2 separate regions of the Homo sapiens genome follow, and region 1 is linked to region 2. Evidence: chromatin contacts called from ENCODE Hi-C data. All regions are on one chromosome and are shown on one strand. The core of a region is the stretch at or near the end of the contact, and the rest is flanking DNA. Distances in the headings are between cores, read along the strand shown. Region 1 overlaps NHS (NHS actin remodeling regulator). Region 2 holds the start of NHS (NHS actin remodeling regulator).

Evidence for each region. A loop is a pair of places that touch in the nucleus more often than their neighbours do. Pooled maps may share reads with other maps.
Region 1: a map of mammary epithelial cell shows a loop between it and region 2 (3-fold over the local background). The contact joins the enhancer-like site here to the promoter of NHS in region 2. A Hi-C loop is called at or near these places in 3 of 168 maps with a recorded cell type or tissue (PC-3, mammary epithelial cell and sigmoid colon) and 7 of 50 pooled maps.

The regions. Positions count from the first base shown.
Region 1 is chrX:17,458,304-17,461,833 of GRCh38, forward strand. The region is part of intron 1 of NHS (NHS actin remodeling regulator); the gene reads left to right. Among named protein-coding and RNA genes, the nearest start is that of MIR4768, 34 kb to the left of the region's middle. Within about 2 kb of position 1,433, at least 2 of the 41 ENCODE cell types and tissues checked have a DNase peak (open chromatin) inside an H3K27ac peak, as active enhancers do; they include mammary epithelial cell, where a contact is called at or near this core.
Region 2 is chrX:17,373,116-17,376,574 of GRCh38, forward strand. NHS (NHS actin remodeling regulator) reads left to right here and starts at 2,085. Exons shown (of 9, transcript NM_001291867.2): 1 at 2,085-3,207. The coding sequence starts at 2,643.

The DNA of each region.
Region 1 (3,530 bases), core at 183-2,682, 85 kb after region 2:
TGCAGCCTCCGCCCCCTGGGGTTCAAGTGATTCTCATGCCTCAGCCTGCTGAGTAGCTGAGACCACAGGCGCACACTACCACACCTGGCTAATTTTTTTATTTTTAGTAGAGATGGGATTTCACCATGTTGGCTAGGCTGGTCTTGAACTCCTGACCTCAAGTCATCTACCTGCCTCGGCCTCCCAAAGTGCTGGGATTACAGGCGCGAGAGGGAGTCTCACTCTGTTGCCCAGTTTGGAGAGCAGTGGCTTGATATCGGCTCACTGCAACTTCTGCCTCCCGGGTTCAAGCAATTCTCCTGCCTCAGCTTCCCGAGTAGCTGGGATTACAGGTGCCTGCCACCATGCCCAGCTTATTTTTATATTTTTATTAGAGTTGGGGTTTCGCCATGTTAGCCAGGCTGGTCTCGAACTCCTGACCTCAGGTGATCTGCCTGCCCTGGCCTCCAAAAGTACTGGGATTACAGGCGTGAGCCACCGCACCTGGCCTGTGCATGCATTCTTTGGGTCCAGTAATTGATTATAGTTACTTCAGGCAAACTCCACCTATTATTCACCTTTGTAACCCCAGGAGCAGTGCTACTCTAAGTTTGGTCCATGGACCAGAAGCATTAGCATCACTTGGGAGCTTGTTAGAACTGCTGACTCTGGACTCTACCCCCAGACCTACTGCACTAGTAGCTCTGGGGGTGGGACCCAGGAATTTGTGTTTTAGCATTTCTCCGGGAGGTCCCCATGCATGCTCCAGTTTGAGAAGCACTGCTAAGGATAGGGAAGCCAGGTTCTGTCATGTGTGATTGCTCAATAAATAATTTTTGCTTGATTGCATACATAAATTACTGTATGAACAGGGAAAGTGGGTTGGTCTTACTAGGTCTGGGCATGACTCCAAGCATCCATTTTGCCAAGTCTGCGGAGACTGTGAGGAGGTGGAGTCGTATTTCCTTCCCTCTCAGAAAATTTGGATGGATGTGTTTAAATGGCTGGGAAGATAGACTCCATCAGCATCAATGTGGGAAATGGTGAGCAACTGAGCATGAAACCTGATGGGAACCAAGTGAATGGGCCAGTTCGTAATGAAGGCCAGAAGATAAAACAGGGTGGAGTGATGATTTCACAGAAGGGCTGAGAACTCTGTGCAGATGGTTTGGGGCAAGATGCTAAAGCCACAAGTTTACAAGAATTGTATGCTTGGGACTCTTTTCTGTTCCAGGGACTTATTACAAATTAAGCCCTCCCTATTCCTGCATATGTGGCAGAGCCTTGCTGTAAATCTATTTCAAACTGTTTTTTCTTTCTCATCTTATTCTCCTTTTCTCTTTCTTTAACTCTTCCTTCCCTCTCTATCTCCTTTTTCCTTTCTGACCAAGAGGCTATTGTTGTCCGTGTTTTGATCAGGGCTAAAGCTACCCTGTGGCATAACATTTGTTAAGGACAAGGATGTGTGGGTTTTTGTGAGTAATCAGCAGCTGCTTTTGGAGTCATGGTTTTAAGGAATCTCCCTTCCTCAATAGTGTGATCATTCCCTCCTCCCAACACCCCCTTCCAAAAGAGAAAACTTGCATAAGAGCAGTTGGCTCAATATAATAAAATATAGCTTGGCATCATGAGCTTTATAAACAAGAGGCATTTAATACACTGCATAGAGTTTTGGCAGTGGGAGGGACAGTAGCAGCCAAGGAGACACATATGGCTGGGTTTAGCAGCATCCTGGGCTCATAGGAAGAGGATCCCCAGCTTTAGATCCCTGTTGGGGGGAGGTTGGGTGAACAAGAGGTTAGAAAGATGAAGATGGTTCAGCATCCAGGGAACACTGTTATACCCACATTTTCCCAAGTACAATGTTTATTTATTTATTTTTCATAAACAATTACCTAGTGCCTGTTTTAGGTCAGGCACTGTTCTCTAAGCCTTTACATTTTTCAGAGCAGCTTTATTAAGATATAATTTACATGCCATAAAGCTCACCTATTTTATTTTATTTATTTATTTATTTTTAATTTATAAACAAAAGAGGTTTAATTGAATCACAGTTCCACACTGCTGAGGAGACCCCAGGAAACTTAAAATCATGGTGGAAGGTGAAGGGAAAGCAAAGCACATGTTACATTGCTGCAGGCAAGAGAGTGTACACAGGGGAAACCGCCACTTTTAAAATCATCAGATCTGGTGAAAGCTCACCTATTTTAAATGCACCATTCAATGATTTTTTTTTTTTAGTGAATTTACAGAGAAATGCTACCATCTTCACAATCTGATTCTGTCACCTCTTATGCCCATTTACAGTTAATTCCAAATCACACCCCCAGCCCCAGACAACCATTAATTTACTTGCTCTCCCTATTAATTTGTCTTTTCTGGACAGCTGATGTAAATTGAATCATATAATATGTGATCTTTTGTGACTGGCTTCTTTCACTGAGAGTAATGTTTCTGTTTGTTCCTTTTGATTGCCAAATGGCATTCTGTTATATAGATAGGGTGCTTTACATTTATAACCTCAATTCATTCTTATAAGAACCCCATGAGGTAGTTGCTTCTGTTATCAGCAATTACAGATGAGGAAACTGAGGCACAGTTAGGAAGTTGAGGGGTAACGATTCAAGCCCAGGGAGTCTGACCTCAGAATCTGTGCTCTTGGGCTCTCTTGCTATGTTGCCTCTCCATAGGTACAAAATATGTATTCACTTCTAACTTGGAGAGTTTCTTTGATATAATGACCACTGAATTTATTGAATACCTACTTTGTGCGTGGAACTTTGCTAGGTACTGTGATGGACTGAGACAGGTTTTGTACCTTCAAGGAATGTAGCATTTTATTTGGTAGAGAAGACTCAGATCCACGTGATCAAGTGGATTCTCTAGGGCCACACAGAATTCCATGTGATCCAAAGCCTAAATGCACACGCCAGGTATCGAAAGTCAACAAGACAATGATGGTAGTGAGAAGAGCCAAGGAAAGCTTTTCAGGGGAGGTAACATTGAGCTAGTTCCATCTCCTTGGCCTAATCAATCCCAAATTCCATGAATGGAAGCTTGGAATTATTTAGAGCCCACCATTTGTCATCATGTCCCTTCCAAACACAAAGTCCTTTTCTTGGTGTGTTCCAACTTTTAGATCCCATGTGTGTGACTATAATTACACCAAGAAGCTTTTCCTCTTAAGCTGTTTTTAATAGACATGTCTTAAAGAGGGGTTGTTCTCTTTAGAAAAACTAGTTGCTTCACAACATCCAGTTCTTGGGCTGGCCACAGAAGCCTGGCAGACAGGGAATCAGAAGTAAGAATGGTACATGGAACTACATGTTAGACTCTACAAGGCCTGTTACAGTTAGCTTGTGCTGTGTAATAAACCACCCCAACACTTAATGGCATAAAACAACAACCATTTATTTGGCTTACAATTCTGTGGGTCATCCGGGCAGTTTTTCTGCTCTGGACTGGTTCAGCAAACCTTTTGGGCTCACGTGCATCTGTGGCCAGTAGGGCTTGTGGCTGAGCCACAGATCTGGCTTTTGGCTGGCCATTGG
Region 2 (3,459 bases), core at 835-3,334:
GAGGGGACAGCGAGAATGAAGGAGATCAAAAGCCAAAATTAAAGGTTTTTAAAATTTTAACCAAAGGGCTTTATTAGCACACAAGTCAGAGTCAAGGAGATTACAAAGAGGGCACTCCTTTTTGCATCCTTGAACTGTGCTTTGAATCATTTTGAAATCTCGGCTTGAATCTGAGCTGATCACTTGGGGGCAGACACTAAGGTAGCTGGCCTGTTTTTTAGCTTAATTACCCCCTTGAACCCTTTCTCTCCTGGGCCTTTGCCCTTCCTTTCTGATCACTTATTTTGGGAGCCCTGGAAGGAACTTGCCAATAATCTGAAACTCCCTTTAGGAGTGAGAGTCCCACACCACTTATTCATTGCCCCTGTCAATGCTCAGATGGGCCCGCTCCACTGGCACCCTTGCTATTAATAGGACAGTGCTAGGTAAGGGAGAGTGAGAGGCAGGGCAGCCTGTTGCCACAAGGCTTGCTAACCAGATGCCTTTAATATCCCTCATTGTTCTCCATGCTTCCATGTGTTTAGGGAGAAGTGTCTGGCTTGCCTACCCAGCAGAACTCATGTTCAGAATTTTGAACGTATTAAAAAGTCAAGCTCAATTTAAAAACAGCTAGCTCAACGCTTTTCAGATTTGTGAGATAAAAAACAAACCTTAAAAGACCTTGTTCCAAAATATTCTTTTCTTTCATTTTTTATTTGGAAACAAAACCAAATTTAAAGTTGCAAGAAATGTACAATGAACCCTGATATGCCCTTAACCTAGACTATTTTGAACATTTTGCCATATTTTGTTTTTTTCTCCCTTCATACATACACATCTTTATTATCATCATTCTTCTTCTTGTTGTTACTGAAACATTTATGTGTACTTTGCAGACATCATGGCCCTTTACCCCCAAAGCCTCAGCCTGGATCTTTTATGAACAAGGATATGTCCTTGCCGAAAATTTTGGTTTTTTTTTGTTTTTTTTTTTTTGTTTTGTAGAATAAGACAAGGGTCTGTTGAAGCCTTTAAAACCAAAGCGTGGGCCAGTCCAAAGTGCTGACTGTTGGAGCCTCCTCCCTCTCCCGCCTTTAGAGGGAGGAGAGGAGACACCACCGCAGGTCTGGAGGACTTTATTGTTGCCATAAAACATATTTTTTCCATGTTCTCTTTAGAAACACGAAAAGAGGCTGCATTCCCAAGATCTGGCTTGTGGCTTTAAAATAAAAAATATTTTTACAGTATACTTTTTGGAGGCATGAAAGCACGTGTTTTATTAACATTTCCCAAACTCTTTTTACTGACGGCATACAGCCTGCAGCCTGCTGCAATCGAAAATGCATGCCTTTTTAGAAATTATACCTTTCAGTTAACTGAAGGGGAAAACTTTCCCTTCTTCTGTAAATCATCATCTCTCTGATGGAGAACTTTAAAAATCCTGTGTATGATCAGCACAGTAGGGTGACGAGGAGGTAATGCCGTTTATCTCACCCAACGTGCAATGAGTTTCGTAAGCAGTTTTCTGGGGATTTTGCTCATTGGTGGTTTGGGTCTCATTCACGATATTCTATAGAGCCCGTGCCCAAAACAGGGGGCCACGTGATGCCTGGGAAGGGGTATAAACAGCACTCTGGCTGCTCTGGCCACATGGAGATGCGCCTACGCCCTTTGCCCTCCCCAGTTGTCTCCTTGCGTTCATAGAGCCCGGGGATCTCCAAGGAGCAGCCCAGTTTTCCCTGTAAGAACCCAAAGGTCTTGTACAGAGCTGGAATTCGGCGAAAAACTTGCTCCAACACGCCAAATCTGCCGCATCCTCAATACCCCACCCTCTTCCCTCTGCGCTTACTGCCCACACCCCTACTCCCAACTTGAGGACTCCCCGCCCCCACCACGCTGACAGTCTCAATTCCAACCCCTTGGATGTGAGGAAGTGTCTTTGCGCCTGAACGCGCCCAGCACGGCGAGGCCACCAGTGACTCCCAGCGGCCGCACAGGGCGCTGCGCCCCCCTCGCCCCGGCCTCCCCCGCCCTGCGTCCGCCCCGTCACCCCCGCGCGGCCTCCTGCGCCCGGGCTGGAGGCAGATTCCTCTCTCCGGGTTTTCAGAGCGCCTTTCCGAAACCTCCTCCCCGCCCAGCCAGGGAGAGAGATCCCGGGCGCAATCGCTCCCCGGAGCGGCCGAGGGGCGCGCGGGGAGAGGCCTGCGCCGGGGTACTTTCAAACTGAGGCGCGCGCACACACTCACACCCACCCACCCACTCACCCACACACACACAGACACACGCACGCCCATTTATATAGGCGGCGGCGACGGCAGTGGCCGGGGTGGCGACGGCGAGCACAGAAACGATGGAGTTGAGCCAGTCGACCCTGGTTGGAAGCAAGTGAGAAGAGACCAGGCGCACCCCTAAATTTCTGTGCGGAGCGCTTGTCATCCTCCCCAGGGAACGGTGCACCCAAAGGAGGACTGGCTGGACTGATTTGCTAGGGAGAGGGCGGGGAAGAGGAGGCAAGGTGAGCAGAGAAGCCCCCTGCGTATCCGGACTGCCAGATCGCGCTTTTGCCGGACTCCTGCCCCCTCCCTGCTCAGGTGGGCGCGCCCGGTCTCCAGCTCACAGGGGCGCTTGGAGGAGACCAGAAAGTCGCCGCCTGGCTGCGCGGGATGCCTTTCGCCAAGCGGATCGTGGAGCCGCAATGGCTGTGCAGGCAGCGGCGCCCTGCGCCCGGCCCAGCAGTGGACGCGAGCGGAGGCAGCGCTGAGCCGCCGCCGCCCTTGCAGCCGCCGGGCCGGAGGGACCTGGACGAGGTCGAGGCGCCAGGGCCAGAGGAGCCAGCCCGCGCCGTCCCTGCACCTTCAGGGCTGCCACCGCCGCCGCCGCCACTGCCCGCGCCGGCCGACCAGACTCAGCCGCCGCACGGAGAGGCGTCCGTGGCTGGCGAGGAGAGCACGGCGGGGATCCCGGAGGCGGCGCCCGCAGCCGGCGAGGCGTCCTCGGCGGCGGCGGCGGCGGCCGTGCTGCTCATGCTGGACCTATGCGCGGTCAGCAACGCCGCTCTGGCCCGTGTCCTCCGGCAGCTCTCGGACGTGGCCCGGCACGCTTGCAGCCTCTTCCAGGAGCTCGAGAGCGACATCCAGCTCACCCACCGCCGCGTCTGGGCGCTGCAGGGCAAGCTCGGCGGCGTGCAGCGCGTCCTCAGCACGCTTGACCCTAAGCAGGAGGCAGTGCGTGAGTACCCGCGCCGTCCGCCCGCCAGGCTATGGGTTTCTGCGCCGCACCCTCGCGCCCTCCCCAGCAGCGGCAATCCCAGCCCCGCGGCGCCGCTCCGGTTGCAGCTTGCACCTTACTACTCTCGCCTTCCCACCCTTCCCATCCCCTGGGACCCACCCCAATCCTCCTGGGGCTGAGTGGCTGGGCTGGACCCCGATTCAGTGATGCAGACGTGGACGGTGGAAAGTTAAAAGGGCGACCTCTGAAGTC